7 separate regions of the Mus musculus genome follow, and regions 1, 2, 3, 4, 6 and 7 are each linked to region 5. A link is a loop called in an ENCODE intact Hi-C map of the cell type or tissue named here. Cell type or tissue: heart. All regions are shown on one strand. Links, peaks and the distances in the headings refer to the core of each region. The heading gives the core; the rest is flanking DNA. Region 1 holds the start of Dmtf1 (cyclin D binding myb-like transcription factor 1). Region 2 holds the start of Sri (sorcin). Region 3 has its middle 17 kb from the start of Gm31449. Region 4 holds the start of Dbf4 (DBF4 zinc finger). Region 5 holds the start of Crot (carnitine O-octanoyltransferase). Region 6 holds the start of Tmem243 (transmembrane protein 243, mitochondrial). Region 7 overlaps Abcb1b (ATP-binding cassette, sub-family B (MDR/TAP), member 1B).

Region 1 (4,395 bases), core at 310-4,309, 160 kb before region 5:
TACTTTGGCTTAGTGAAGATATTTATAAATATATATATATATATATATATATATATATTAAGAGCAGTCAGTAATCTTAACCACTAAGCCATCTCTCCAGCTCCTGGCTATGTTTTGTTTTCATCATGAGGTGACACTTGCCAAAGTATATTTTTGAAATAGAGCAGGGTGAGTAGGCTACAATTTTGAGTGTACCCCTTGCTTGTGTGACCTGGACACACTCTACAACTGCATTTGGTTCCTGAGTAAAATGTTACTCACTTGTAGAACCTTCAATTAAGTATTTGATTACATGAGTTTAACACATATGAACAACACACAGGAACACAGAGAATGTTGACTTACATTATTCAAGTTCAGGGTTATTTAGCCCTTTCTTAGCATTTTTTAACAAAGACTTTTTTTAACATTCACAAAATTAAGCAGGAAGTAGAGAAAATTCCTACATACCTCACGGCTTCCCACACACACACACACAATCAAGAGTGGGCATTTGTTATAACGAATGAACCTATACTGACACACCATTAATACAGAAGATATAGTTTATGTTAGAGTTCATTCTATTTTATCTATCAGACCTGTGGGTTTTGCTGCAACTATAAAGGCATGCTATTTCAGCAGCACACAGAGCCCTTGATGCTATAGGAACCCCCGCACATTATTCATTTTCTCCACCCCTGGATGCACTAATTTTACTGTCTCCATAGCAATGCCCTTTACAGAATATCACCACTGGCAGATTGAATGAGAATGGCCCCTGCAGGCTAACATGTTTGAATGTCTGGTCTCTGGTTGGTGAAATTCTTTGGGAAGGATTAGGTGTGGCCTTGTTGGAAATGGCATGCCACTGGGTGCAGACTTTGAGCTTTCAGAAGCCTACACATACCCAAATGGCTCGGCAATTAAGAATGTAAGCTCTCAAGGACTGTTCAAGCCCCATTCCTACCTGCCTGCAGCCATGCTCCCCTCCGTCCGTGATGATTATAAACTCATCATTTAAAACTGTAAGCAAGCCCCAATTAAAACTTTCTTCTGTAAAATGCCTTCACCATGGTGTCTCTTCATAACAGTAGAAAAATAAGACAATCAGAATGGCATAGTCTTAGCATACATCAATTTTTGGATGATTTTTCTTTACTACGTAACATATATTTTAATTCTTCACTACTTTAGTGCCAAATAAAGTTCTGTTGAATAGATGTGCCTGCTTGTTTATTCATTCACCTCCTGGTTAGCCTCTTGGTTGGTTGCATGTTTTGGCAAATGTGAATAAAGCTGCTGTAAAAAACTTGTGATTCCAAATTGCATTGGCCATCAACTCCTATGAACCTTGCTTGATTTAAGAGTATGCCTGATACATCTAATTTCACTCCCCTGGGGGGAAAAAATGATTTTCCCTTTCCCCAGATCTACCATTTGCAAACAGCTTCTTGATTAGGAATGGGACTTTGTGTATCACTAGTAGTGAAAGGAAAGCAAAGTATAACGTGTATCTGCTGAATCATAAAAGCAACACCAATAGGAACCCCAATGCTCAGAATTGTGTATCTTAGAACTTTTGGGTTGGTTTGGTTTGGTTGAGATGTGTTCTATGTAGCCAACACTGCCTCAAAATCCAGTCTTCTTTCTGCCTCAACCTCTTCTCTGCTGAAATTAATAGGTTCGAACAATTGTGCCCAGCATGGGGCAAAAGGCAACTTTTTTGATGTTCTCATCATAGAGTCTGCACTTTTTGTAGCAGTGTTTATGGCAGAAAACCACATCTGACCAGTGTGCAGTTAAGTGACTGTAGAATGCCTATCCCTAAGTGGGTTTTTATAATGCAATCCTTACACCAAAGGTATAGGAGCGTTGCTGAAGATGGGGGGCAGAAAACTTGAAAGAGTCAGGGGAATGGGAAGACTTCTGTTTTAACACCCACCACTCAGCAGCTGTGGTCCCATGCATACCACCACTCCACTCCACATTCCAGCATGGATGGCGAACAAGGTTCCATCTCTGGCTAGGGAGCTACAAGCAGTCAAGACTGCTGAGGAAGAGTCAACTTCCTTCCTGAAGAGATCAGATTGTTTTCCCACGTCCAAGCGGGGCGCAGCCCTACACTGAAGTACATCTGGGCTACATGTGTGTACCCAGAAATACACCCCTACAATAGGACATGAATTTGAGTCGGGGGCATGTCAGGGAAAACACGGGGAGGAGTTGGAGTGGATAGGAAGGAGTAAATATGGTCAAAATGCATCTATTCATGTATGAACCTGATTCTTAAAGATTGGCATGGGAACAGGGCTTCTATTTTGTTCATCTCTAAGAATCCAGAAAATAGAGCTGCACTCGGCATAGCTACCAGCACTGAACTTTAAATGCATAAAGAACTGTAGTCTCCTAAAAGCGAGGTCACACTCACGGAGGTCACCTTTCACAAGAATTATAGAGACACACCGCTCCCTCTTCGCTTCGGAGATTGCGGAAACTAAAAGACAGATGGTGCAGACGCCTGCCAAGGGAAAGACCCTCCTTTACGTCTATCACCCGCCACAGCTCGACGGCGACCGTCCGACCCTATCGCTCGCTGAGAATGGCGCTCGATTCCGCAGCAACCCATCAGCTTGCCGACGCAGACGGAAGTGACGTCGGGGGTGGCGCGCGGGCCCGCCCCCCAGGAGAGGCGGGCCGCAGGGGGGGTGCTGGGAGGGCGGGGGCGGGGCGCGGCCTCGCGGCTCCGTTTCCGGTGGCTGGTTGCGCTCGCTCACCCCAGCTGCAGCCACTCTCTCCCGCGGCTGCTTCCTCCATCCTGGTATTTTTTGGAGCCTCCATCCTGGTTCTTCCAAAGTGCCCGGACCCAAAACAGGAAGTAAGTGCGATGGAACCTTCAGGTCCGGGCCTCCGCCGCAGCCGCTCCGCCCAGTGCGGCCGAGCCGGCCCCTTCGCGGGCCTTGGCTGTCGCCGGCTGGGTGCCGCGGGCGGGGTCGGAGTCCGGGCTTCGCTTAGCCGCCGCGGCAGGCCCCGCACGCCGCGCCCGCGGTCTCCGTCGCCGGCTCAAGCGGCCGCTGGCGGCTGGAACTCCCGAGCGATCCCTGGGGCGCAGCGGCGAGCCGGTGGGGGCGGAAAATGGCGGCGGGCTGGAGGAACTAAATGGCGCCGGGACCCCTGGGGGTGGGCCCGAGTCGCGGAGGACGGCGCCGGGGGCCCCGCGGGCGTGTGCGTGCTGGGCGGCGGAGCTGCCAGCCTGGCTTGGCTGGGGTGCACTGAGCCCCCTCGGCTGCGTGGGTGGGGTGGGCAGGGCAGTGGGGGCGGGGGTCGTCCCAAGCCCACCATTTCTCCTCGGCTCGTTTGGCCCGTGAGCCCCTCGCCGGTTGGACTCAGCGAAGGAAGTCATGGTTGCCAGTCGGACTTTCTCTTTAGAGACCGCGCGGGACGTGGCCTGGGGTGCGGGGAGAGTCCTGGCCCAGCCAACTAGTAATTGTCAGGATCGTGCGGAGCAGACCTTTAGCGTTTCAAAACCCTCTTTGGCCCTCTAGCAAGAACTTTTTTTTTTTTTTTTTTTTTTTTTTTTGAGAATCTCCCCGCAACCTTAACGAGTTTTACTCCGAAAGAAGTGGTCCAGTGCCATCCTGTGCTGTTCAGTGATACAGCATATGTTTTTATAGTTAAAGACTTCGGTGTAGCTAAAGAAAGAGTGATAGCCCGTGATTGCTTTTGTCAGCCCTTGTACCTCTTTCTGACAGCTAGACTTCCTTTGGGACAACCTCCAAAGAAAAATGCATTTCAGTACTGTTTGTGATGTGTTATGTCTTAAGCTAGATGTACTGACTTTTATTAATTAGAGCTATATTTTCGTGTTGTAAATAACTTTTGTGGCTTTTAGGCTGTAAATTAAGAAAGAAAAGACCTTTGATTATATTGAAAGTTTTACAAACATCAAAGGCTATTTTCCTTATAGATTTTCTATTTCTGGTACTGCAAATTTCTTTAGGCCAGTCTTAAATTTACCTTAATAATTCGAGTAATTTACTATAACATTTAAAACAACTATAATAACAAAATATTACTAGCTTTTTACTGTGGTAGAATAGTGATACAATTTTGTATATTTGGTTAAACTTAGACAAACTTAAAATCCATTTCAAAGATTGTTATGTTGAGTGTACCAGGTCAGTGAGAGACTAATGATATTCTCCACAGACGTGAAAAAACACTCCTATCTATATGAAGAATATTATTTATTATTTTATGCTTTTATCCCACTACTGTCTTTCCCTGGTGCTTTTGAGTACCATCAAGTAAGCTAACGTTTCTTCATTACTTTAGATTATGATAGTCTTACCCAAACTGTTGTTCAGGGGGATGATCTAGAAACCTGCCTGGTCCACTGACTCTTTCAGTTGAGGG
Region 2 (4,395 bases), core at 194-4,193, 940 kb after region 5:
CACATGACATTTTTATGGATTTTAAATAAAATATATAAATCCAAGTTGGTGAGACTCATTAAGTTATAATTAGGAACAAGATCAATAATTTGCAAGAAGATGAATGTGTGGACTAGAGGCCAGCACTGCTGAAAGTCAAGCAGGTGGAGTCACTTACATGCTGAAGACACTGGCAATCTAAGAATGCTTGTCTTGAGGTGTGCTATGTCTTGTGGTTTCAAAAACACGGATCGATAACATATTAAGTAGACACTCGAGAGGAAAGTCTCCCAGTCTTCGACTCAATTTTCCATTCAAATTCTCCGAGCTCTGTTTCTTAGAGTACCACTTCTTCCAAGGTGGCCGTAGAAGTTTGCTTAGCATATTCTAGAGCATATCTGTTTGTTTGTTTGTTTGTTTGTTTGCTTGTTTTTTCAAATCATCATTTCCTTCTTTTGGGCTCTTGTTTAAAACAAGTCTAAGGTGACTAAGAAGGGAGGTCCCCTCTGGACACATCTGGATTATGTCCACAGAACACTTACAAACACACAGTGACCTTGCAACCTAGGAACATGTCCTTCCCCACAATAGCCATAGGCATCGGTCATAACTCTCGGAGGGAGGAAGTAGGTCTTAGGACTTGGGACTAGCTGACCTGCATTCCCTCCGTGGGTCATCTGGCCACATCACCTAATAAGGACATGGAGCGCTAGCTCCAGAGAGCACCTGCCCCTGGGTGGAGGCTACCTTCCGAATACTGATAGCAACTCTTGTGCTTGGAAGCCGATGCTTCTTTACAGCTCTTCTCTACTTCCTTTGTGGGTAAATGATTAATTATCGAATTCAACTGAAAGTAGCTAACTATCATAATTGGGCCATAAAATAATTAATTACTAATATTTGTCTTTAGGTTAGGCAAGCAGAGGTTTTATGTTCAGATCTTGAATTTCTTCTCTGTAAGCAGCCCTTGTTCTATCCTGACAATACAAGTGAGGAGGTATACACTTTGTAGATCTTCAAAGTATATTTATATTCCCCCTTTGGGTCAGTCTAATCCCAGTCCAATCACAAGCTTTGAACTGATCTATTATTGATACAGGCAATACTCTGTCCAAATTTGTCCAGATCTAAAATAAAGACTGTTTTAGTCTTCCTTTCCTTTTACCTTCTTTCAGGCAAAGGGACTCATTTCCAGAGCAAAGACTGTTTTTGTGCCACTGCACTAAATGCTAACACAAACAGAACATAACAATTCTTCAGTATTGAAGGAAAGGCTAACCTGTCCAGCCACAGCAGCAAAGTAACCATATAGCGGATCCTGAGTTTGTCCAGGGAACGCAGGCCCTCCGGGAGCCCCACCATACTGTGAAAAAGAAAAGAAAAAAAAAAAAGGTAAAGGCATCAGAGAGAATTGAATTTATCTTAACCATCCAAGGCTTTTGTACAATTGACGCCTGTGCGACCTTCACAGTCTCTATCTTCCCCACCACCTTGACTCAGCTCAGTGACCCACCAGGCTTGTCCACTCCTGCTCCTGACATCTAAAAGCTGGAGACTTGGTCCAAAACAAGTTTCATGAGAGTGATGGCCACTAAACGCAGACCCACTTTAAAAATCCCTATTAACCAGCTTACAGAGGTCAGTGCACCGGAAGCAACCTGGTGGCTAGGCTTAGGACTGTTTTCCTGTTGGTTTTTACAGCCTTTGCGGTGTTTTTGAAGTACTTGAAGTACTAAGTAAGGCTGGAGTTAGTACAGGGCTGACAGGTGTGGCTTGGGAAGAACAGGGATGGCCGGCCCGGTTATATCTAAAATGAGGGTCCCTCTGTCTCTGACAGTACACCTCCCACATCTGCCTAAGTGGTCTTCCTCTAGGACTTCAGCTCATTTCTCCAGACTTTCTGGTCTCCCTGTCACTTTCTTTTCAAGGGAGTGACCACAGAACCATTCTAGATCAAGATGGCTGTTGTTGCTTTGGGGACATTCCGAGAGAGCAGGAAGTCAACACCAACTTGCACTATCTCACGCCACATATCCGAGTTACAGAATGGGCTTCCTGGGTCGCAGCCCACCCACCGGTGGGCCCTGGAAAGGCCCTTGGAAGAGATGGGGAAGAAAAATGGAGCCAAGGCTGGACATCAGGGTCCAGGCGAGCTCGCAGGGAGCATCTGGGACCGCCCGCGACGCCTCCTCCCGCTCGTCCGTGGCGCCTTCCAGTCTCGGGAGACCAGAGGCTGCTGTGCCCTCGTCCGCTGCACTTACCCCGCCTGGGTAGTACCCTCCGCCCGCGCCAGGGTGCCCGGGATACGCCATGGTGCAGACTGCGCCTCCGCCCTGCCTGTCTGCTGCTCCGCCCGTCCGGCCCAGAGCCGCCCCGGAGCGCACCACGCCGCCCCGCGGGGGCCGCCGCTCGCCGCCACCCACCCCGATCGCCCCGCGGCATCCCGAGTGCCGCCCGTTCCCTGCTGCCTCTGTGCTGTGTCAGCGCCGTCTGCGACCCACACTCGGGCGATGACCCAGGACCCCAGACGAGTTTATATCAGGACCCATTCTCCCTCTCGACCTAGTGGCACATTCCGACATCCACGCACAGCTAGGGGAGGGTTTTTTCCCCCCTTCTTCCTACTGTGCTATTTTGTAGAACATTTACTATTTACACCGGGTTGTTGGGTAGAGAGGACGGGATAAGAACGCTATGCACAACTGTAGGGAAGGGGAGAACAATTCCAGTGGGCGAAGGAGACACTTTACAAAATAGGAAAAAAAAAACTTTGAAAACCTGATGAAAACTTCTGAACCATGCAAGTGGGCTTTTAGCTTTGACTGAGGGTGGCCTGTTTCTTTGCCAACCGTTTAAGCTGAGTGTAGCTCAGGTGCGATTGCTAGGCGTGGGTGTGTGGGGTGGGGTAGAAGAGGGCAGTTTCTAGGCAGGACAGCCTCACCCAGGTCATTCATAGGAAAGTGAATTGTTTAATTTTCTGGATGATTCGAATAGAAACAACCCCAGTGGTGAAGCTTCCTGGAAAGGATGTGAAACTCACGTGGGTTGTTCAGATGTTTCACGGCTTCTTTTTTGTTTTTTGGTGCAATTGCAACAAGAGGTAATTGTTTGCTGGCTCCGGACTGTTAAGGACTGAACAGTGTTGGTTGGTCGATGTTTTGTTTGTTTGCTTTTGACTGTTTGCTCTTACTCTTTCCTTTTGAGATCCAGGTTCTCAGGGTAGCCTCTCATGGCCTCAGCCCCAGATGAGAGTCACCAACGGTTGCCTGCTTTATTGTTATTATTATTATTGTTGTTGTTGTTATTATTAATTTATTTTTATTTTTAATGACGAAACAAAAATATACCTAAAAGCGAAGCTTCTGGAAAAACCATTTGTTCATCCCTGTCTTGTATCGCTCCTCAAACTTGACCTTGGCCTCCCGCCTGACCTTGCGTTTGTTTCAAAGCTGGGTCCCTGAACACATCCTTGTTGACAACAGTCTTGTTCAAGGGGATATCCACAGAGTACCTTGTGGGCATGAGGTGGTTGTAGTTATAAACTTTCACAAAGGACTTGATCTTGGATCGCTTGGCGATTTTCTTCTTGCCCATGGCAGCTGTCACTTTTTGGGGATAGCGGTCAATTCCAGCCACCAGGGCATGGCTGTAAGGGCGGTCCAAGAAGCCATGGTCAATGTTCTTCACGATGACGGCTTTGCGACCGGAGTAGCATCCGGCCAGGACCAGCAACACTTTCCCGGGTTTCATGAACTTGCCCATCTTGACAGCAGGCAGCGGTACCCAGCAGAAAGGAAAGGAGGGCACTTCCGCTCTTGGTTTTGTTTTTAACATTTTGAGAAACACTTTAATGAACAAGACTGACCATAGTGTGTGACCAAGTTCTCTTTGGATACATAAGCTCCAAAACAGAAAGTTCTAAATAGCGAGAAACAATTCCAATAGTCCTTGTGATCACGTAGCAAAGGTGTAGCCTGTTTTACGTCTGCTTCTGGAGATAAAATTACTGTTCTCAAATACCATGGTCTTTGATTAGGCATTCTGAGGTTTTGTCCTGTAGTTTGGAACTTTAATCGGCTAGGTGAACAGGGCTCAACTCACACTTGAATTTAAGCTCTTTCAGGACTCGAGTTTGAAAATATCACAAAAAATATGTGTCACCAATAAAGCATTTGTGACTAATGCAGGCTTCATTTTATGGATAAGCGACTACATTAATTGTCACATTAGGAGACATTAGACTCTGGTTACTCCTCCCTTAAGAAGTGAATTTTAATGGAGGGCTGTAAATGAAATCCTTACAGCGATTGCCAACAAATTAATGATGAAAACAAAGATAAATTACACACACACACACAGTAATTAATGAGTGTCAGACCTTCATAAACTTTGCCTATTTGTGTAGTCCTCACAAAG
Region 3 (4,395 bases), core at 207-4,206, 59 kb before region 5:
TATATATCTAAATGCATAAGTATTATAACATATATGCATCCATATATATTAGTAATATAAAAATCAGGCAGAACAATTAGGATTAGTTTAATTACTAGTGAAGGAAGATAGCACCAGCCTGAAAGGAAAGGAGTTATAAAACGTATCAAGTAAAATTAGGAGATAAAAGATTCAGAGTAATCTGAGAGGTGGTGGTGAACACCTTTGATCCCTGCATTTGGGAGACAAAGGCAGATGGATCTCTGTGAGTTCAAGGCCAGCTTGGTCTACAGAGTAAGTTCCAGGACAGTCGCCTCTACCCAGAGAAATCCTGTCTCAAAAAACTAAGAAGGTCAAGTGTGAGATTAAACCTTAATATGATTGGGACTGGAAGATGCCTAGGTGATATATGATACCATAAACTTGTCAGTGCACAGCCAAGTCCTAACTGAAATGAGGTTTTGTCCTCCCCACCCAATTCCAGTCAACTCATTGGTTATGTATGACTACAGAGCACTTACTCTGTTCTGATCATCACACATTATATACATGTATTGAAGTGTCACAAAATACACCACAAATACATAAAATTAAGATGTGTCAATTAAGAAGAATCAACATAGGAACCAAAGGGTCTAGTGTATTCAGAAAGAGAGCCATTACACTCCTGGTGAGGAAGGCTGGTGAGGTTTTGAAGGAGAGATACAAAGGCTCTACGGTGACTTTTTCTCCCAGTGCCACCAGGTTTCACTGTTAGAGAAAAAATATTTAAGCTATGCGTTGTAGCATACTTCTGTAAATTGTACTCAGGAGACAAAGAAAGCAGATCACTGCAAGTTCCAGAGCAGCCTGGTCTAACACACAGTGAAACACTGGAAAGAAAGTGGGAGTCAAGGAGAAATAATGTAAAGAAAGGAAAGCATTCAGAGCCAAGACTAGTGAACAGGAGATTTTATCAATTAGGTGTTCTACAAAGGCTCGCACTTGGCAAGCTTTCCTTGGCTACTCTACATTAAACCTGGGGGTATGATGTAAGCTTACATAGGTCACTTATGACTATAGTCGATTTGATAAGGAATTGCTCTACTTGATCTTTGTACTGTGATAAACACTATGAACAAAAGCATCTCAGGGAGGAAAGGTTGACTTGTTTTACAGAGTCCATTATCAAAGGAAGCCAGGGAAGGAGGCAGAAACTGAAGCAGAGATCATAGAGGAATGATGCTTACTGGCTGCTCTCCATCGCTTACACAATCTTCTATGGCCTTGACCACATACCCAGGAATGGGACTGCCCAGAGCTGGCTCGGTCCTCCTACATCAACTATTAATCAAGAAAATCCTCCCATGCCCACAGGCCAATCTGATGGACACAGTTCCTTGGTTCCCCGCTCCTGAATCATTCTCTCTAGTTTGTGTCAATTTATGCTATTTCTACTACTACTAACTACCACTACAACTTCTTCTTCTCCTTCTTCTCCTTCTGTCATTTCAGGATGCAGGATAGACGGTTAGATGTGACAATTGCAGGTTAAACTGTTTTTTTGTTTTTTGTTTTTTGGGGGGGTTTCTTTTGGGGGAATTACAGTTGGATGATTATTGATCTTACTTCTAGGTAATATGTACTTTATATAAATTTCTAATTTTTTATAATTTTTTCTTCATTGTCTTAGTCAGGTTTTCTATTCCTGCACAAACATCATGACCAAGAAACAAGTTGGGGAGGAAAGGGTTTATTCAGCTTATACTTCCATACTGCTGTTTGTCACCAAGGAAGTCAGGACTAGAACTCAAGCAGGTCAGAAAGCAGGAGCTGATGCAGAGGCTATGGAGGGATGTTCCTTACTAGCTTGCTTCCCCTGGCTTGCTCAGCCTGCTCTCTTATAGAACCAAGACTACCAACCCAGAGATGGCACCACCCACAAGGGGCCTTTCCCCTTGATCACTAATTGAGAAAATACCTCACAGCTGGATCTCATGGAGGCACTTCCTCAACTGAAGCTCCTTTTTCTGTGATAACTCCAGCTGTGTCAAGTTGACACAAAACTAGCCAGTACACTAATCTTCCCATTTTCTGGTCAGTCTCTATGACAACTGTAGACACATTCAATAAAATGAAGTCATAGGGGAATAGGTTGGGCCTTTAATCAACTGATCAGAGTCTTTATTAAAGGTCTGTGAGAAGACACACACACAAGGAGTAGGCCATCTGGCCCGCTGAATCTGAAAGAGAAATTCTGGATGATGTTATAAAGGCCAAGAAACACTGAAGGTTTCCAGTAAACCCTGAGAAGTTGGCAGATAGCAAGGAGCAAGCTCCCCTGCACAGTCATCAGAAGGGACCAAGTGCTGTGACACCAAGATCTTGGATGTGAAGCCTCCAGGATTTGATTTGTTGTATTTCCCTTGGTAAAGCTGCCCATTTGTGGAACTTTGTAACGCATATATATATGGTTAGTGGGAAAAAAATGCAGTCTCCTCATAAGGACACTTGCTAGCATGCAGTACCCATTTTGCACCAGAAGGTGTCACTTCATTGCAGCCTACACCTGAAAGAGAGTCTGCTCCGTTTTTTTAATTATTTTTTTTTCCTCAAACAAAGCTGGAGTCTAAGTACACTGAAAGCAGAAAAAGTCCTTCAGTAAACACATGTAAAATTTATGGGAGCTAACTAAAGAACAAGTAGACTTAATTTGCCAACCAGTATATCATTTACCCATGTCCATGTCTCTTTCTGCCAAGTAGGGCGTCAGTTCCCAGGGAGGTCTTGGGAACTTAAAATTTACTAGACCACTACTGAAAATGGAATTCTTTTTTTTTTTTTTTTTCCATTTTTTATTAGGTATTTAGCTCATTTACATTTCCAATGCTATACCAAAAGTCCCCCTTACCCACCCACCCCCACTCCCCTACCCACCCACTCCCCCCCTTTGGCCCTGGCGTTCCCCTGTACCGGGGCACACAAAGTCTGCGTGTCCAATGGGCCTCTCTTTCCAGTGATGGCCGACTAGGCCATCTTTTGATACATATGCAGCTAGAGTCAAGAGCTCAGGGGTACTGGTTAGTTCATAATGTTGTTCCACCTATAGGGTTGAAGATCCCTTTAGCTCCTTGGGTACTTTCTCTAGCTCCTCCATTGGGAGCCCTGTGATCCATCCATTAGCTGACTGTGAGCATCCACTTCTGTGTTTGCTAGGCCCCGGCATAGTCTCACAAGAGACAGCTACATCTGGGTCCTTTCAGTAAAATCTTGCTAGTGTATGCAATGGTGTCAGCATTTGGAAGCTGATTATGGGGTGGATCCCTGGATATGGCAGTCTCTACATGGTCCATCCTTTCATCTCAGCTCCATACTTTGTTTCTGTAACTCCTTCCATGGGTGTTTTGTTCCCACTTCTAAGGAGGGGCATAGTGTCCACACTTCAGTCTTCATTTTTCTTGAGTTTCATGTGTTTAGGAAATTGTATCTTATATCGTGGGTATCCTAGGTTTTGGGCTAGTATCCACTTATCAGTGAGTACATATTGTGTGAGTTCCTTTGTGATTGTGTTACCTCACTCAGGATGATGCTCTCCAGGTCCATCCATTTGGCTAGGAATTTCATAAATTCATTCTTTTTAATAGCTGAGTAGTACTCCATTGTGTAGATGTACCACATTTTCTGTATCCATTCCTCTGTTGAGGGGCATCTGGGTTCTTTCCAGTTTCTGGCTATTATAAATAAGGCTGCTATGAACATAGTGGAGCATGTGTCCTTCTTACCAGTTGGGGCTTCTTCTGGATATATGCCCAGGAGAGGTATTGCTGGATCCTCCGGTAGTACTATGTCCAATTTTCTGAGGAACCGCCAGACTGATTTCCAGAGTGGTTGTACAAGCCTGCAATCCCACCAACAATGGAGGAGTGTTCCTCTTTCTCCACATCCTCGCCAGCATCTGCTGTCACCTGAATTTTTGATCTTAGCCATTCTCACTGGTGTGAGGTGGAATCTCAGGGTTGTTTTGATTTGCATTTCCCTGATGATTAAGGATGTTGAACATTTTTTCAGGTGCTTCTCTGCCATTCGGTAATCCTCAGGTGAGAATTCTTTGTTCAGTTCTGAGCCCCATTTTTTAAGGGGGTTATTTGATTTTCTGAGGTCCACCTTCTTGAGTTCTTTATATATGTTGGATATTAGTCCCCTATCTGATTTAGGATAGGTAAAGATCCTTTCCCAGTCTGTTGGTGGTCTTTTTGTCTTATAGACAGTGTCTTTTGCCTTGCAGAAACTTTGGAGTTTCATTAGGTCCCATTTGTCAATTCTCGATCTTACAGCACAAGCCATTGCTGTTCTGTTCAGGAATTTTTCCCCTGTGCCCATATCTTCAAGGCTTTTCCCCACTTTCTCCTCTATAAGTTTCAGTGTCTCTGGTTTTAT
Region 4 (4,395 bases), core at 263-4,262, 570 kb after region 5:
TTAGGCTTACTATGAATAGGAAAGAAAGAAAACACCTTTTGGCAAGAAAGGCTTAAATGGAAGAAGTAAAACAGGAGAGCGTTATTAGAAAAGTATTCGTCATCTAAATGCAAGAATATAAAATGTGCATTTGGTTATGTTTGACATGATGTGAGAAAGCTAATGAGGCCTCCTTTGATAATCACAAAAATGGTGAGGCAGACTGCACAGATAGTAACTTCATTATCAGACAAGGAAATTACAGAGCAAAGGGGAATACAACTCAGTGTAAAGCACAAAGTACCTGGTTCAGTGTCTAGAATACACACGTGTACACATGCACACAAACACAAAAACACACACTCTTAGAACTTGTCCAAGGGTCATAAAATTGCTTTAAGGCTAGGCCAGTACTAACTGAATTAAGTTCTCTTGACTCAGCCAAATAAATGTTCACTTAGTTCCAGGGATGTCCAAACTTTTGACACCATTACATCATGTTGCCGTCTACAAATGTGCTGGGCATTCATAGCTATCCTAGGATGCATTTAGTTTATGGACCACAAGTTGACTTCGAGCTTTCATCCAAGAACTTGGGAGGCAGAGGTAGGCAGATCTCTGAGTTTGAGGCCAGCCTGGTCTACATAATGACATGTAGACCATGACAGCCAGAGCTATATACTGAGACTATGTCTCAAAAAATAAAATAAAACAAAAACAAGTTGGATGCACAAAATTCTGCTCAATGCTTTCTAGTTTTTAACAGAGTGACTTAATACAGTTTCTTACTATAACTCTGGACCAATTCATTTATTCTTGTATGTAAAGCCTTCTTTACATCTTAAGGAATCTATTAAAGTCTATTTTCAAGATCTTTAGGGTGGGCATGGTCATCATTCCTGAAATTTCAGCACTTGGGAGGCTGATGCAAGAGGATCTCTACTGAATTCAAAGCCAGCCTAGGCTAGACAGTAAGCCCCAGGCTAGGTTGGACTACAAGGGAGACTGTCTCAAAACAAGAAACAAGAACATAAACCACATTCATTTAGTCCTGATTACTGACAGGATGTGTAGAGACTTCTGTCTTCATACAACCAAACTCTTCTTCCTGTGGCTGCTGTAAAACTTGGGTTCCATGGGGTACTAGGAGTTGACTAAAAACAAAAAAACAAAAAAACACTAGTACCTAGGTGGTGAGTAGATGTTTTGCTTATTCATAGTTTGGAATTATACCTTACATGACACATAATGAGTCTAACATGGTTCCAACTCTTTGATTGTCTTATCTCAGAAGAAATATAAATCACCTTTCACAAGAGCATAAAACAACTTCCAGTTTTATTTTCCAAAGAAACATGATTACATCTTTTCCAAATTCTGAAAACATCAAAGAGAGAGAGAGAGAGAAGAGAGAGGAAGAAAGAAATTAAGAAAAAGAAAACAACCCCCTTTCCCTTCGGCCACCTCTTCCTCTCCATCATTTCTTTCTTCAGTGTGCTCCACCATAGAGGTCAGGTCCACAGGTTATCTATTACTTAGCTAGATTACCACTCAAATTGTAATTACCTCTATTATCATTCTAACTACTCTTAAGGAAGTGGGTGGCACCTCCCAAGCCACCACAGATGCCTATAGTTCAGGTTTTAACCGGTTTGAACTCGGTTGGGGACGAAGCTGAGTCAAGTCATCAACATGACAGTAATTAGAATTTTTCAGTTCCAGGCTTACTGCTTCCAAGCGCATTCCCCTTAGTCCCCCTAACAGCTAAGAACCAGTACTCTCTTCACAGACTAAATCGGAGCCTCGGAATTATCCAATTCCTAGATTAGCTGGGAAGCTGGGACCACCAATTCTGTAAAAAAATTCCATTCCTCCCCACCATTATTAAGATTTGTTCCCAGTCTCTTCCAACTCAGCTTGCTCTCCCTCTCCTCACTCGCACTGCCTCATCCCCTGACTCTCCACTTCATCTCACAAGCTCTACTCCAAGGCATTCCCCCTTCCCTCGTGGCTTTAATTCTACTCTGTATTAGTGCTTCTCAAACATTTGAACCAGTTTACAAACATGGAAATTCTGTTTCCTTTCCGTAGTTTACGCTTTGAAAATTGAATCCTCTCCTCATTTTTAAAAAATGTTTGCTCCTCCTTCTCAAGGTCTGTTAAGCACATGTATATTAATTCAAATTCATCAGTACAATGTCTCAACATATTTCCCTTTCTGGCTCCCTCCTCCGGACATTTCTTGAGATTACAAATTAGCTCCGACTGTCTAAAGCAGTTTAATACAGATAGACAGTTCGATGACTGTCGCTCCAGCCTCCGTCCATAACCTGTTTAAAACAAAATCATTTCTTTTAGCAATGCTAATCCAACTTGATGTTGTCTTTGGCGAATAGTCTCACAATTCACCTGTCTGTGCCTGAATATACTTATTTGTACTGACTGTCTTGAGGGTACTCCATCAAAAATCAATACTATAAGGAGTGTCTATTATAGCCAGGAGTTAAGAAATGCAGAACAGTACAAAGCATAACGTCTGTATGGGTGAGAGCAGAAGTATACTCCAAACAAGTTTTGTGAGGCATTTTCTCATTTACAAAGCAAAATTAAAACAAATCACGTACGCCTGAATTTCGTCTTGACCATAATCCCGTATTCCCGTTTTACAGATGAAAAACCCTGAGACTTCATTTTCCACTCTTTTATTGCTACAAAAAGGACAATTATACACACAGAGAGAAAGAACAGGTCTGTACAGAACAAAGTACCCAAAGGGCTGCGAGAGTCGGATCCGGCGGGTGGACCCCGGCCCCGCCGCCACCGCGGCCACCCGGGACCTTTGCGGCCCGTCTGCAAGGTCGGCGGGAGCCCAGGGCCGGCCCCGCGTCCCACACAGGGTTAACTGGAGTACCTGGTGGCGAGGCGACTGCAAGGCCCGGGTCTCAGCCAGCCTAGCAGGTGATGTCGACCACGAGGTGAAGCCTCCGAGGCTAACCGCGTCCACCGCCCTGGCTGCCCCACACTCCAAGTATGCAGAGCGGAGCCGGAACTCGAGGAGGACGCGGGAGAGCCGGGTCTGAGGCCCCGCGGGCTGGCGCGCCGGGGGCGTGGTCAGCATCCGGGGGCGGGGCCCGCGGGGCGCGAGGCGGGGCAGGTGGAGCCTGCGCGAGGCCGGCCCCGGCGTAGGAAGGGCGGGGAGCGCGTCTGGGCGCCGCGGTCGCGTGACGCGTTTTCAAATCTTTAACCGCCGCGGCTCCCGGGTCTGAGCTACAGCCTCTTCCTGCTCCGAGCCTCCGCGCCGGAACCGGCCCTCAAGCGCGGCCCGGCGCCGAGGCCGAGGCCGGAGCCGGGGCCGGGGAGGCCCTGGGAGCTTTGTGTTCGCGGCCGTTCCATGCGGCCCCCGGTGCGGACCCAGCATGTAGGTGCCTGGTGGCTGCCATGAACCTCGAGACCATGAGGATCCACAGCAAAGCACCTCTCCCGGGTATGGAGCCCCTCCCCCGCCGCGGTCCCTTTAATCGTTTCCTGCCTGGCTGGTTCCACGGAGGGTTCTAGAGAGTCTTCCTGCGGAGGGCCTCTTGCCGCTTTTGCGTTTCTGTGGGTTCTCGGCGCCCGCGAGGCGTTCGGTGTTGGTCTCCGTGAGGGACCGACGCTGGCCGGGCCCCTCATGCTCTCCCCGCCTCGGCCGCGAGCGACCCGGCATTCCCGGGGCTGCAGGCTTCAGACAATGCGCGGGTCCCCGACGGCCCCACGGAGGAGGCGCCCACGCCCATTTGTGACTGTTCCCGTCACTCGTGAGGGAGACGGAGAGGTGTATGTGTGTGTGTTTCAACCTCATAGACAAAAGCAGATTTCAATCTCAATGTTTAATATAAAAAATTTTCATTATAGGGAAAATTCCTAAGAGGTGCATGTGTGTCTAGTAACTAAGTACTAAAGTGCAGGTTGTCTTCGAAAGTTTAAAGAAGATGTTTGATTCTCATCTGCTTTTAAAATAAAAGATGGATGGCATAGTCCTTAGTGGGCTTAGGTTCTTAATATGTAAACAAAGTGCATGAACTCCCTCGTCTAGTTCTTTTAAGTACTAGACAAACTATGAAACCAAAATGCCAGCATTTAGTAACCCCTAAGAATTAGGTTGTTTATTCTAGATGAGTGTGTGTGGCTACCTAGGTAAATAAGCTTTAAATATTTGAAACACCTGTGTTGGGTTTTCACCGACCTGTTAATTACCCACATGACGTTTACACCATGAGAAGGTAAGTTTTCCAGAACAGCTCTATAGAATTCCTGCTTCATACACGGAACAGGAGTAAATAATAACTATTTTCTGCTGATTCAGCTCTTGTTCTCCAGTATAGAGTTTTGTGGAAACCATACAGGACAGTTTGCCTTCATCCTAAGTGGTAATATTAG
Region 5 (4,395 bases), core at 125-4,124:
ACTTAGAGGGTCTGCGGCAGTCTGTAAAAGTCTTCCTTTTAATTTGGTAGTGTATGGAGAAAGAGCTACACTGAATGGACTCTAGCCAGCCCGAGCATGTCACACATGGCTCTGGTAGGCATTGCCTTTCTCCCTGATTCCCACTGTCTTGCTGGAAACTATTAGATTTTATTCCTATAACTAGCCAACAAGGTCTATTCCCTTATTTGGTCATTTCCCTCTCCTGAGGCGGACTACCAAAGTCTAGTTATCAAAGTATTGCGGTTCAGCTATCAACCCTCCGCTCCTTTGACTGACCTAATCTGTCTAATGAAAGTCAACACCTCATCCTAGCTCAGGGCTTGCCCTTGACTTGACACTGTCATTTGCCTATGTGCCACATCTGCCTCCTCTCTAGCCAGAGGTAGCCCCTTGCCCTGGGGTCCTGGGTCCATATGGATCCCTTCATACACATAAATGAATGATTTTTTAAAGATTTATTTATTTTATGTATATGAGTACACTGTACAGATGGTTGTGAGCCTTCATGTGGCTGTTGCGAATTGAATTTTTAGACCTCTGCTCACTCCGGTTGGATACTCCAGAAGAGGGAGTCAGATCTCATTATGGGTGGTTGTGAGCCAGCATGTAGTTGTTGGGATTTGAACTCAGGTCCTCTGGAAGAGCAGTTGGTGCTCTTACCTGCTGAGCCATCTCTCCAGCCCGAATGATTTTTTATATAACTTTAATAGTCAATTTTAAGACTTGGGACAAGTTGTTGCTATAAGACATACTCCAAAAGCTTGCAATATCTTCCTCAGCCATCAAGATCTGTCTATCCTGAGCTAAGAAATACAAGCTTGTTCAAATTTAATCTGAGTGCTACCGATTTTAAATTTGACATTAAAATATCTATTATACATTTGGTAGAAAACATTTTCAGGACTCTGCTTAATTACAGTTTTACAGAGATGGTCATTTTTCTCACATTCTCCAGGTTCTACTGATTTTTTTCAGTCCCGAGGTTGTTTTCTTTTTATGAGAAGCCAAGATCTTCATGGAGACACCGTTTCTGCTTAACAAAACCAGGAAGAAGAGAAACTTGCAGCAGGGCTTGAATGTAGCTCAGTGTTAAAGACCCTGCATAAAGGCCTGGTTTGGTGAGATTACCAAACTCACAAAAACAGTGAAGGTGAGTGACCCTAAATTCTTTGCCACCAGCAAACATTCAATATGCGTAAACTTCTAAAGAGGTGCCAAAATTTTTTTTACTAAAAAAAAAAAAAAAAAAAAAAAAAAAAGACAATGAAGGTTTCTGAGAAATCCAGTCAGTCTAAGAATTCTATTTTCGAAGCATAATATAATATCCGGAACGGAACACTTACATACTATGAGGGGGAAAAGTTCTTTAACACAGTCACTTTGACAAGCTTAGAGAGATTATCCAGCTTGATTATGTAATACCTCCAGCAACGCTGTGCAGTCATGAAACATATTAGTAATTCTGCGGGAAACTCAAAAGGATTTCGGAAAGACAGCAGCTTTTAATATACTAATTTGAAATGAAGTCATTAAACTGTTGAATAACTTAACTATGCAGGAGCAGGTAAAATATTTTTCCTTCCACGAAAACAAAACAGAAGTACAAATAAAAAGTGTATATAAGTTTAAAATTGTATCAATTTATTTCAGGAGGTAAATGAAAAAAAGGGCATTGACCTGTGAAACTAAAAATACCTCATAGTCTTCCTCTAGGACGTGCTAGCTTTTTAAAAACGCAACTTCTTGGATGATAAAAATATTCAGGCAAGGCCAAAGCTTGAAGCTTGACCATCGCTAGAGACTGCAAGGGCTTGCCCTAGATGGCTGGGAGTTGGCCAAATCTTAAGTCTCAAAGAGGCGACGAGGCCAAACCGGATCCATTCGCCTGCTATTCTCTTGCCAGCACACAGGGTAGACAAAATAAAATGTCTCAGTATAAATTCTTAAATTTATATCTAAAGTAGTATAAATGCTTGCCTGGGCCATGCAAAGGAGGCTGGCACAAAGAAGGGGGAGCGACTGGGAAGAAAGAACACAGCGCCAAGCCCCTAAGAGTTCGGCGAAAAGCAGGCTGAGCCGTGGGCCTCCTTACGCAGCCACAGGGCTGTGCCCGAGAGTGGGTAGATCTCTGGACGGAGGCCAATCTCCCGCAGCATCCGGAAGGAAGCTGCTGTAGCGGGGACTGCAGGGCGCTTATCTGACTTTCTGCTGCGTTCCCGGGGTCTGCAGCCTAGGACGCCACCAGAGCCCGAGAACCCGGCGGGGGCGGGACCAGCAAGCCTCGACAGCCCACCCCTTCCAGCGCGGGGTGGGACCCTCGCGGCTTCCCGTCCAATCCCGTTCCCCGACGCGCACAGGGCGGGACCCTCGCGGTTTTCCGTTCTGGTCCGGCCTCAGGACAGCCCAGAGCCTGCAGGCCGACGCAGAGGGACAAGAGGGGCGCGGGAGGTGAGGATTCTGGGGCCGGCTGCTCGCTCTCCTTCCCCTCCCACATGGCGAGGGGGTCGAAGGGTATTGCAGTAGCAGGAAGCCGAGCTGAGTGCAGTCGGGCTGTGCGCCCAGGCGCCCCGTCTGGCGCGGGCGTGGTGCCCCCCCCCCCCCCCGAGCATCTTGCCCTTCTGGTTTGGGGTGTCCTCTCTCAGTTGCACCGGCCTCGCTAGAGTGCTAGAGTGCTAGAGTGCTTGATCGATTGGTTGGTTTTGCGTGTGCATGTTTCTTGGTTTTTCTCCCCTTGTCCTTATCCTCGGTGAGAAGCTGCCCTTGTTTTGGTGGGAGGAGTTTCTGAACTTTATTGCTTTCTGCTTCTGCTGCAACCTCCCCGCGGGCACCGGAAGGTTCCCTGTGCCCCTTGGGTCCATCTGATAGGCTGCTTGGAACATAGCTAGCTCTGTAGTGATATAAATCTCATGTCTAGCAGATGTCCGTTCTCTGTATTTCCAGCTTCTGTCACTATCCTCTTCTCCTTTCCTGATCTTTACTTGAGTGTATTTCTTCCTTTCCACAGTCACCAGGCTTGGCCAGTTCGGGTTCCCTGTGGTTTCCTTTCCGAATTGTTCAAGCAGGCTCCTGGAGGTCCTGAGCACTTCTTCGTGGTTTACTGGTATGTGACCCTATTTGTTTACTTCCTGGTTCTATTTTCCCACCTCTCTCGCGTTCACATCACCTTGCTTTCAGAAAGTCCACTGTCATCGTTTTCTTAATTTTATTGGAATCGTTTAACTAGTTTTATATGGTTGAAAACTTAAGACAACTCTTAAAGAATCTGTAGTCGGCTTAACCTTGCAGGGGCTAAGCACTGCAGCAGGCATAAAATTAGTACTCTGGTCTTCTTTGTGGGATCTGTTAAATGACAAGGAAGTGTAATGAGATCAGCTTGCCCGGCATGCTTGCATTAGTTTCCTATTGCTGTTACAGCAGACAGTGACATGTTTAGCGGTTAAAGGAACACAGACTTTGAGTTTCTGAAGATCTGAAGTCCGAGCAAGCTTAGCTGCTTACCCTGCATGGACGCACAAAAGGAGAGACCAGGGTTTCTGTTATGAGTTACTTTCTGAAGTTTTAGGGGGAGACTCCCTTTTCAGGTTCATTCGAGTTGGCAGAGTCTAACCCCTGTTCACTTGCATTAGGATTAATCCCATTTCCTGCAAGTCCTGTTTGTCTCTGAGTTCGTTAAGGACATGGATGTAGACACAGATCATTAAAGACATAGATGTAGACACAGAGGTGTGGCAGTATCTCTGCTCAAGCACTCAAATGATTAGGTTAGGTCCTCTCTATTTTAAGCCTTTTTTTTTTTTTTTTTTTTTTTGTAGGTGAAACCCAGTTGCAACCATAGGAGTAATGATGTTCTATCATAATGACAAGTTCTGGGGACTAAAAAGAGTAGGTAGGAGTTAGGTCATCATAACAATTCTGCCCATTATAGTCCATAATATAGTTGTTTCAGGATGAGTTGTTTTTATGGCATTAAAAAGTCTGATGACTAATTATATGGTTATACATGCCAAGATAAAGAGATTCAATTAAAGTTACTTGCCTAGAGCTGGGTGGGTGTTGGTGGCATATATTCCCAGCACTAGGGAGTCAGAGGCAGGCTGACCCATGTGAATTCAGGCAAGCCTGTCTGACAAAAGTTAGTTCCAAGCCTGCCTGGGGTATATAGTAATATTCTAACCCCCCCCCCCAAAAAAAAGACAAATTTTGAGGCTCAGTGAGATGGCTCATTGGATATTGACACCTGCAGGCAAACCTGATGACCCAAGTGTGATCCCCAGGACCCACATGGTAGAAAAGAGAATGAACTCCTGGGAGCTGTCCTTTGACTTCCCCGTGTGTGCTATGGCAGCCCACTACCAAATAAACGGTCCTGTTTTT
Region 6 (4,395 bases), core at 194-4,193, 100 kb before region 5:
CAAGATTGCACTATGTACCTCAGGTTCATCTTGAACCTTGTGATCAAGTGACCCTCCTACCCCAGCCTCCCAAGCGCTGAAACTAACACAGTGAGCTATCTCAGTCAGCCCAGCCAGCTTCAGTGTCTGCATCAGACAAGTCCACTGGGAAGCCCAGTGCTGCTGTATTACAGAGCCTATGAAGTTAAAAGTCTGAATCACCCAGACTCTCAATCAGCACTCAGAAAGCTATGCGCAAGAGACAGTGAGCCTGATTTGTGGACAGCTGGACAAATGTTTCATATGAATGAGACCAGTTTCATCTTTGTACCCAAAATGCATGATGCCCTCCGTGCTGTGACACAGGCCACAGTCACCAGAATCTCCACTTTATGCACAGATATGCACAGATCTCCCGTTCCTGACTGCTTTCCTTTAACACCAAATAGACACACATGAGCGCTCAGTAACGTCTGCAAATAACGGAAGGAGCATTAGTGAACTTGAGCTCCCAAGCATGGCGAGCTGAGATTAGGCGAAGTTACAAGAAGCCAGACATCCATCTTGAAATGTCTTAGTAAAGCACCCCAAGACAAATCAAATTCTATATGGAATTTAATAATAAGTAATCTTCATGGTAGACTGGCAGCTTCCAAGTTTAGGATTCCCCATGACTGCCAGGTGGAGAAGTTCCCTGTGTGTGGTACAGGCTCTTCCCACAAGGTAAGAAACCCAGCTCTACAGTAACCACAGCAACTTTCAAAGGCTGACTGCTCCTATCAGGGGTCAGGGGGTCTACAGTCACCAACGTCATTTACAAGTGGGGGGGGGGGGAGGGTAAGAGAGCTACAGGTTAATCTTGCCCTGACTTCTGAGAAAGTTTTATGCTGAATACAGAGTTTCTTGATTGTCCCCAAGGCAAGGGGGCTGGGGGTGGGGAGCAAGTTTCAGAAAGTTAACGCTAAGTACAGAGAAAGACTTTTGTTGACTGCAGGCCAGAGGCTCTATCTAGTCAAGCTTCTAGAAAACGGTTAGTGCCTCTGCCTATTTGAGAGCTGGGACCCTTTGTTTGATCACCTCCTGGGATTGTGGCCAACATCCACCTTCATGGAGCTGCTTCACATCCTCATCCTCTTAAGAACTCTAGGTAAGCAATCATCAGAAGCAACCCTGGGCTCTCGATGCACTCCTGAAACCACTAAAGCCCTGGACGCACACCTGAAGTGTGGAGCTGGAAAGTGCGCTTATGCAACCTTCGCAGGACTTTCCCTCCACGGTGGGGTTTCCGCACTCTCCGTAAGGGCTTCCCACAAACTGCCCAGAACTTTCTGAACTTTTCTCCACTCCAAACTGCTCTTGGTGCAGAGTGCAGGGCAAACATCCCAAGAGAGGGGCGGGACGGCAAGAACAGTTCTTCCCACTTCCAAGTACCCTCCAGGCAGGCTGCAAGGAGCCAGCGGGGTGGAGGGAGGCGGGATTCTCGCACTCTGGCCCGGGGCCCACTCCCGCACTCACCTTGGCAGACGTCTCCCCGAACAGAGGTCTGTTATCCAGGCCGCTGGTCCCGTAGGTCCTGGTAGCAAAGTCCTCCATTTTAGGGCTGCTTCGCTCGTCCCCGGACGCTCAAAAGCGAGTCCGCATCAGCTCGCGAAGTCCGGACGCCCGCCCCTCACGGCGCACGCATGGCCCGGGCCCTGGGGGGGTGGGGAGGGCGGGAAATCCCGACGGGGCGACTGTCACTCCCGGGGGCCCCTGGCCGCTCCGCCCCAGCCCCGCCGTCCTCATCTCCAGCGGCCGCCGCGGGAAGTGAAAGGAAACAAACAGCGCTTGGCCGCCGCCCCGCCCGCGCCCGCCGCCCCCAATCTCGGCCGGGGCTCCACCGGGAGAAAGTTTGCCTGGCGCGAGTCCCCCGCGCGGCGGGGCGGCGGGAGTGAAGTTGCGGGCCGGGCGGCCCCGCACACCACCCTAGCTCGGCTGAGAGCTCCGCATCCGCCCGCTCGCGTCCCGTCCCCCGTGCTCCCCGCAGCCCCGGCTGCGCCCGCAAGCCAGACCTCGGCGTCCCGCGCCGCGCGCGCGGCGGATCCAGGCAGCGGCCGCGACCCCGAGCCGTGGCCCCCACACGCCGGCCGGACGCCGGCGCCGTGCGGCGAGTCCCCCCGGGCTCTCCGGTCCGGGACCTGCGGCCACTGTCGCAAACCGGTCGGGCCCGCCCAGATCGCGTCACGACTCAGGCAGCCAATCCCACGGGCAGAGGCGCCGCCTGGGCTGCAGAGCTTTATTTACAGAGGTGCGGGTCGTCCCACCGAGGCGCGGGTCCCCGCTGCCAAGCGTTTCTCCGCCTCTTGGCAATTGGCGGCTGCGCGGTGCACGTAGTGGCTAAAGCAGGGTTCTGAAGACCGACTCGAATTTGGCGTCTTAAAACCCGACAACCTGCTTCGACCACTCCAGGATTTGGATGTGGACACTTTACAGTATCGGAGGCAATCGTGTATGCGTGTTTTATTCTGTATTACACACAGAATAAGAGGTCCTAGTTTACATAAACAGTTAGGTATTTCGTTGCCTGGTCCAGTGGGGGTGCTGCCACAGGCCAGAGCTTCGCATCTTGGGCCTTTTTGGAGTCTTGGGGCTTAGAGAGCTGAATGGAATGGACAAGCTGCACAAGTACCGTCGCTCTACATTTGAAGTTCTTCCTAAAAGCTAAAAACCAAACAACTACACTAATAGGATTGGGCTGACACTAATACCTAGCTAGATTCAAGAAAGTTCGGAAAGTGTTAGTGTGCAGGAGACTCTAAGCTGAAGCGATACCTCCACGAACGCTTAGAATCTAGACATGGGTTCCAGTGCCACGCAACAGTTTAGAACAAGGGATGGAATAACAACCACAACGAACTTCCAGCCCTGAGTACACGTAAGTATTATACATATCCCCATTGCCCAATCATTACACGTGTTTTACAAATTAGCTGTTTACTCGCGACTTTACCTTAACAACAGCAATACTACATAATCCAGCACCCACTTCTATTAAAAGTTCTATTTAAAGATTCATATTAAAAGGTCCTACAAATTAATTCACTTACTTATATTCAGTTTCATTCAACAAAAAATATTTTTGAGGCTCTAGGCTGTAATCCTTTGAATATTAGGGACAGTCTAGACTAAGTAGCAAGACCCTGTCTCAAAATAATAAAATAAAAACTAACAATACTTTGAGAATCTGCTGTGTGCTAAGCAACTATCCACCAAAATAACACAGTAATTATGGGCCTTGGTCAACAACCCCAAAAGATGCCATAATACCAAATTTGATATACAGTCAAATCAAAATCCATAAAGTCTAAAATTCTGAAAGGTTAAAGTTCTGGAAATATTATTCTGGGAAAAAATAAAGACTTTAAATACAAGTATATTTTTTAAAGTATAGTTATTTGAGAAACAAGAGAACATATAGGCAACGTTTTATAGTAAAATAGGTAACATACATATTTGGAAATTATATTCACCTCTGTGCTCTGCTGCTGTGGTGACTGGGTGGGGAGGAAGCATTTAGAATATTCATATTTAGGTCACAGGCCGGGCAGAAATCGTTCTGTCGACTGAACAGAGTAACTCTCTCCTGGTTCTACTTGTACATAATTGTTTTCAAACCAGAAACCTCACTGGCTCCTCGGGAAAATATTACTTTGGTTCACCAAAAACTACTAAAACTTTCAGGGACTGCTCATCAGCTAAGCATGCTTATTGCTTTTGCTGAGGGCCTAGGTTTGTTTCCTAGCATCTGCATGTGGTTCACAAACATCTCTAATGCCAGTTAGAGTTAGATGACATATTTCAAAAGATTTTATTAACTGTGTGTGTGCATGTGCATGCATGTGCTTCCACATATGTGCTTCCAGCCAAGGAGGCCAGAAGGGTGTGAATTTCCTTCAATATGGAGTTACAAGCAGCTGAAAGCCACCCAACCATCGGTGCTGGGATCCAAAATTAGGTCCGCTACAAGAGTAGTGAGCGCTCTTAAATGCTGAGTCATCTTTCCAGGCTCCCAAACAACGTATTTTTAAACTAAAATTTTTGTTTTTACTAAAGTCTGTCAGCCTTCTTCCCGGAATTAAAATTTCTCTCCCTGATACGGGAGCCTCTTTCCTTGGGAACTGCAGTTTTCAAATTTTGACCTTTGTGGTAGTTTATATGAAAATGGCCCCATGGCCTCACAGGGAGTGTTACTATTAGAAGTTACTGTAGCCTTGTCGGAGGAAGTGTGTCACTGGGGGTGGCTTTGAGGTTGCAGATGCTTAAGCCAGGCCCAGTGTCACTCTCTCTTCCTGCTGCCTTGCCAATCTAGATGTAGAACTCTCAGCCACCTCTCCAATACCATATCTGCTGGCATACCACCATGCTTCACAACATGAC
Region 7 (4,395 bases), core at 84-4,083, 130 kb after region 5:
TTATTATTATTATTTATTAGATCTCCTCTGTCTTTATAAATCTAACAATGTTTGCCTTATATTGTTGCACTAGGTGAACATAATTTTAAGTTGTCAAATCTCATCAGTTGGCCCCTAGAGTGTTGCCTGGTGAGCCTCCTTGTCCCTTGTGGTTCTGTCATTATGTCTGGTTTGTACAAATGTGCCTAGCCCTGGGTGCTCTTGGTGATTATGTGTATAGATAGATGTCTTGGTACAACCTTTCATTTTCAGCCTCTATTTTTTTACATTTATTCATTTTACACATGAAGTAACTTTCTTGTATGGAACACTTCTTTTTTTTTCTTTGTTGAGCTGGTTTGTGTCTTTTACTTCTAGCAATTTAATTCATTACATTCACAGTTTCGAATGACATAAAAAATTTACTCCTATGCCGGGGCCTAGCAACACAGAAGTGGATGCTCACAGTCAGCTATTGGATGGATCACAGGGCTCCCAATGGAGGAGCTAGAGAAAGTACCCAAGGAGCTAAAGGGATCTGCAACCCTATAGGTGGAACAACATTATGAACTAACCAGTACCCTGGAGCTCTTGACTCTAGCTGCATATGTATCAAAAGATGGCCTAGTCGGCCATCACTGCAAAGAGAGGCCCATTGGACACGCAAACTTTATATGCCCCAGTACAGGGTAATGCCAGGGCCAAAAAAAAATGGGAATGAGTGGGTAGGGAAGTGGGGGGGAGGGTATGGGGGACTTTTGGGATAGCATTGGAAATGTAATTGAGGAAAATATGTAATAAAAAAATGGAAAAAAAAAGATATGATGGGCAATACAGACCATCATGGAAATAAAAGTAAAAAAAAAAAAAATTCTATAATGTGTAAGATAGTCCCTTAGGTGATGTGGGGAATAAAAAGGTAACGTAAGACAATTCTGCACTCATGTAGCATGCACTTTAATGGATAAAATATAGAAACAAACGACCGATGTGCAGCAGAGGTTTAGAAAAGTGAAACAAGAGAGCCAAGGCAGGGGTCTTTGAAAAATCCCTTGAAAAGCAGAGATTGTCCCCGAATAAAACTGAAGTAGGAGGACGAGATAGAAACACAGGACATCTGGGGTCTGCAGAGGGGTGAAGAGCTCACATTGCTCTGGCAGAGTCCCTGGGTTCGATTCCCAGCACTCACTTCAGAAGGCTGGCCTCCTCCTGGAATGCCATATTCAGGGGATTCAACCCCTTCCATGGGCACTGCACTGCATCCACACTCACAGACAGACACACACTCATCATGTCACTAAACATAGAAGTAAGCTTTGAAAAAAAATACAGGACAAGCCCTGCTTTAATTTTATTTTCAAGTAAACAATAAATATTTTAGTGTGAATAAAAAAAAATTTACTCCTGTTTAGTAAATTCTGTGGGCTGTGTAATATATGAGACAATAAAAAAGTACTTGTCATTTTGTTGATTTAAATATATATATTATGAAGCTGTGTTCCCAAATATATATATTTCCTCTCTCTTCCTCTCTCACTGAGACAGGATCCCACTATGTAGCCCCTGGTGGTCAGGACCTCATGATCCTCTGGCCTCAGTCTTTTGAGAGCTAGAGTTTTAGACTTATGCTATCTTCCCTGGTGTAAGTAGCTTTCAGGCATTCTTCCTGGTGTATCTTGTAAGGCACTACTGGAGGTGATGGACTGTCTACATTGGCTTGTCTTAGGTTTTTATTTTTATTCAATATCCTCTTGGCTTACAATGATTCTGCTAAGAATCTGCTGCTAATCTAATACACTAGGTGACAGCTGACAGTTGACTAATAAACCGTGGGCTGCACTGCTTCATGTCACGTCTACTTGGGGTCCTCTCGTGCTCCTGGATGTGTAGCCAAGAGGAGAGAGTTTCAGTTACTGTTGTATCTGGCTGTCCTCCTTTCTTTCCCCTTTAGGTTCTGTAAAAGGCAGGAATGCACTCCTTAGAAAGAGTGGGCTCAGCAGAACAGCAATGGCTTTGATCCTCTCAGACTCACACCTCCCCCCTTCACCCTACCCCTTCCTTTGTCTCTCTCAGGGCAGACAAACTTCCAGGAGAGGATGTGCTTTTCTTAGAAGCCCATTTTACCCAGAATTCAATCTGTTATAAATCGACATATAAGATTTATAGGGATTTAAGCATTCCTAAAGTTGAAAAGAATTCACTGGGGTTAGAGGTGTTAGTCTGAGCATGCTCCCCTGATGGGGAAATCCTGAAGCTGGCCAGCACTGCCACCTACTGCTCTTTGTCTTGTTTTGTCAACTGTCCCCAAGTATCCCTTAATCTTGTTCTGGGAGTCCTGAGCTGTTGGTGGCCACCACTTATGTTTCATGTCCTGTTTGGGAGCTTGTTGGTGCTAATGTGACTAACCTGGAGAAATCACAATGTAGACTCCTGGAAGCTTTCTGAGCTGGGCTTCAGACCTGTCCCTTCTGACCTTGAGGACTTTGCTAGGCACTCTCTTCCCTGATGTGGGGTCTCAGCTGGAGAACAGGGGCCACACTGTGGGCGTGCTTTCTCCTACTCCCTGAGCTTCCATCCTAGGGCTCTGGGTTGTGCAGGTTCCTGGCTCTCCCTTACTGCCACCTTCATTCTGACCAGTACCACTGTCCCCCAAACACAGCTATTCATTTGCTGCTCGGCTTCTCTGTGGAGATGAGGCGAGTTCTCGGTACTCATTTGGCTATCTGGCCTGGTGTCCAGTTTAGTTTTGTAAAAGATTACACACTATTCCAGTTGGTGATCGCAAAGAAAATATAATGCTTTTTATCTAATTTTAAAGAAGTCTGTTATGTTAAGATGAACAGATTTTGCTTCTTTAAGGCAAGGTCTTATTGTATCCTGGACTGACATGACACTTGCTTTGCAGCCTGGATGGCCTCAAACTCAAGATCCTCCTGCCTCAGCTCCTGGAGTCCTAGAATTACAGGTATGTACAGCAATGCTCAACTTTAAACTATTAAGCTAACATTAAAGCTGTACAATTTTTAATATTATAGCTAATGCTTCAACAGCATCCTTTTATGTCTCTCAACTAAATTTCAAGAGTTGGAATATATGCCATATTGAAGCATATACTTACTTAAAATACGTATGTTGTTAATATTTAAGCAAAAACTATTACAGTAAAGATACCCTCTATGAATTGGGATGTTACTAAGCAAGTCAGCCTTTGTTTTGTTCTGTTTTGTTTTGCTTTGTTTTGTTTTGTTTTTCATGACAGGGTTTCTCTGTGTAGCTCTGGCTATCCCAGGACTTGCTCTGTAAACCAGACTTAACTTACACATTTTTTTTTGCTATTGGAATTGTGCACATTTTTTGGTCATGCATTTCTTGTTGGGAACAACTTGATCATATCATTTGCTCGTAGGCTTCTTTCCATGAGCATGTTATGTACTGCAGATACCGCTTACCCGAATAAATGTGACCCAGGAGCTTGTGCTCGCACCTCACATGTACCGGGTCACACAAGCTCGTACCTCACATGTACCAGGTCACACAAGCTCGTACCTCACATGTACCAGGTCACACAAGCTCGTACCTCACATGTACCGGGTCACACCAGCTCGTACCTCACATGTACCGGGTCACACAAGCTCGTACCTCACATGTACCGGGTCACACAAGCTCGTACCTCACATGTACGGTCAGGGTTAAGCTTTTTGAGATGCTCTCTTGTTTGTATCTCCCTGGATTGAAAATAATGACATATTTTAAACATCTCTAGTCAGGAAGGTCAGCTTTGGAAGAGGCCAATTACTAGAAACAATGTTATCACAGAGTAATTAAACTTAAAAGGTTATAAAAGTATTGGAATTGTTGGAGAGCTCTTTCGTAGAGCAATAAAATGTGAGGTGCAATTAATTGTGCAATGTATACTTCCTAACCGTACCACATTCCACTTCCCACAGTCTGTGCGCAGGGTTTGAGAGCAGCCAGTAAGGCGATGGAAAGCTCAGTGGACAAGTCTGAGAGGCAGCTAGGGAGGTGGCTTTGTGAGGCTCCAGGTGAAAAGGCATCCCGGGTGGAAATTACTTAAATTACTTAACCATCCCACAAAGAATAGAGAGGCTCTTAAAATCCACTTTTCTGAAGGCTGAAATTTACATCACCCTATTTGGAAGAGTAGATAAATTCATATACATAACAGATGGCTCCAATTATATGAAAATTTAATTTTTATAGGCAATTTAAGAAATAGTGCTTTTTACAATCTTTATAATCATTTAAGAAAGTAGGGTAGAAATTAAAAACTGAAACAAAATTATACATTTTATTTTAAAAAACTATATGTTCTCTTATGAATCACGTAATGCAATTAAAAACATGGCCCTGTTTAACTATGGCTTGTTTGTTTGTTTGTTTGTTTGTTTCCGATTT

What was found. Peaks named below come from ENCODE experiments on the same cell type or tissue, not always from the same donor. Only the 100,000 strongest peaks of a DNase experiment are listed, where the experiment ranks them.
Region 1: it touches region 5 in a loop (5-fold over the local background); 6 of 42 quality-filtered maps call a loop at or near these places.
Region 2: it touches region 5 in a loop (3-fold over the local background); 2 of 42 quality-filtered maps call a loop at or near these places.
Region 3: a loop joins it to region 5, with 2.1 times the contacts of the local background. A loop is called at or near these places in 8 of 42 quality-filtered maps.
Region 4: it touches region 5 in a loop (2.1-fold over the local background); 4 of 42 quality-filtered maps call a loop at or near these places.
Region 6: it touches region 5 in a loop (3-fold over the local background); 16 of 42 quality-filtered maps call a loop at or near these places.
Region 7: it touches region 5 in a loop (2.5-fold over the local background); 6 of 42 quality-filtered maps call a loop at or near these places.

What each region holds. Positions count from the first base shown.
Region 1 is chr5:9,160,076-9,164,470 of GRCm38, reverse strand. It overlaps Dmtf1 (cyclin D binding myb-like transcription factor 1), which reads left to right and starts at 2,695. Exons shown (of 18, transcript NM_011806.3): 1 at 2,695-2,857. It overlaps Gm46901 (predicted gene, 46901), which reads left to right and starts at 3,561. Exons shown (of 1, transcript NR_166570.1): 1 at 3,561-4,395. In heart, for the core only: no CTCF peak of the experiment used is centred there; DNase peaks (open chromatin) are centred at 2,120 and 2,750; H3K4me3 peaks cover 2,629 bases; H3K27ac peaks cover 2,031 bases.
Region 2 is chr5:8,054,485-8,058,879 of GRCm38, reverse strand. Sri (sorcin) reads right to left here and starts at 2,338. Exons shown (of 8, transcript NM_001080974.2): 1 at 2,241-2,338; 2 at 1,259-1,342. The coding sequence starts at 2,291. It also overlaps the pseudogene Gm15730. In heart, for the core only: a CTCF peak has its summit at 2,264; DNase peaks (open chromatin) are centred at 609, 2,279 and 2,939; H3K4me3 peaks cover 2,074 bases; H3K27ac peaks cover 2,854 bases.
Region 3 is chr5:9,054,328-9,058,722 of GRCm38, reverse strand. No RefSeq gene overlaps it. Among named protein-coding and RNA genes, the nearest start is that of Gm31449, 17 kb to the left of the region's middle. In heart, for the core only: a CTCF peak has its summit at 2,491 (motif pointing right); no DNase peak of the experiment used is centred there.
Region 4 is chr5:8,421,535-8,425,929 of GRCm38, reverse strand. It overlaps Dbf4 (DBF4 zinc finger), which reads left to right and starts at 3,214. Exons shown (of 12, transcript NM_013726.3): 1 at 3,214-3,463. The coding sequence starts at 3,418. Slc25a40 (solute carrier family 25, member 40) reads right to left here and starts at 3,092. Exons shown (of 12, transcript NM_178766.5): 1 at 2,891-3,092. In heart, for the core only: a CTCF peak has its summit at 2,211; a DNase peak (open chromatin) is centred at 3,129; H3K4me3 peaks cover 2,815 bases; H3K27ac peaks cover 2,145 bases.
Region 5 is chr5:8,995,178-8,999,572 of GRCm38, reverse strand. It overlaps Crot (carnitine O-octanoyltransferase), which reads left to right and starts at 2,427. Exons shown (of 18, transcript NM_023733.3): 1 at 2,427-2,469; 2 at 3,026-3,121. In heart, for the core only: a CTCF peak has its summit at 2,115; a DNase peak (open chromatin) is centred at 2,362; H3K4me3 peaks cover 1,996 bases; H3K27ac peaks cover 1,984 bases.
Region 6 is chr5:9,098,495-9,102,889 of GRCm38, reverse strand. It overlaps Tmem243 (transmembrane protein 243, mitochondrial), which reads right to left and starts at 2,153. Exons shown (of 5, transcript NM_001081029.1): 1 at 2,031-2,153; 2 at 1,495-1,673. The coding sequence starts at 1,572. In heart, for the core only: CTCF peaks have their summits at 1,760 and 2,325; DNase peaks (open chromatin) are centred at 1,549 and 2,219; H3K4me3 peaks cover 1,995 bases; H3K27ac peaks cover 1,182 bases; H3K27me3 peaks cover 832 bases.
Region 7 is chr5:8,866,091-8,870,485 of GRCm38, reverse strand. Abcb1b (ATP-binding cassette, sub-family B (MDR/TAP), member 1B) reads right to left here. Exons shown (of 28, transcript NM_011075.2): 28 at 4,172-4,395. Among named protein-coding and RNA genes, the nearest start is that of Abcb4, 25 kb to the left of the region's middle. In heart, for the core only: a CTCF peak has its summit at 2,251 (motif pointing left); no DNase peak of the experiment used is centred there.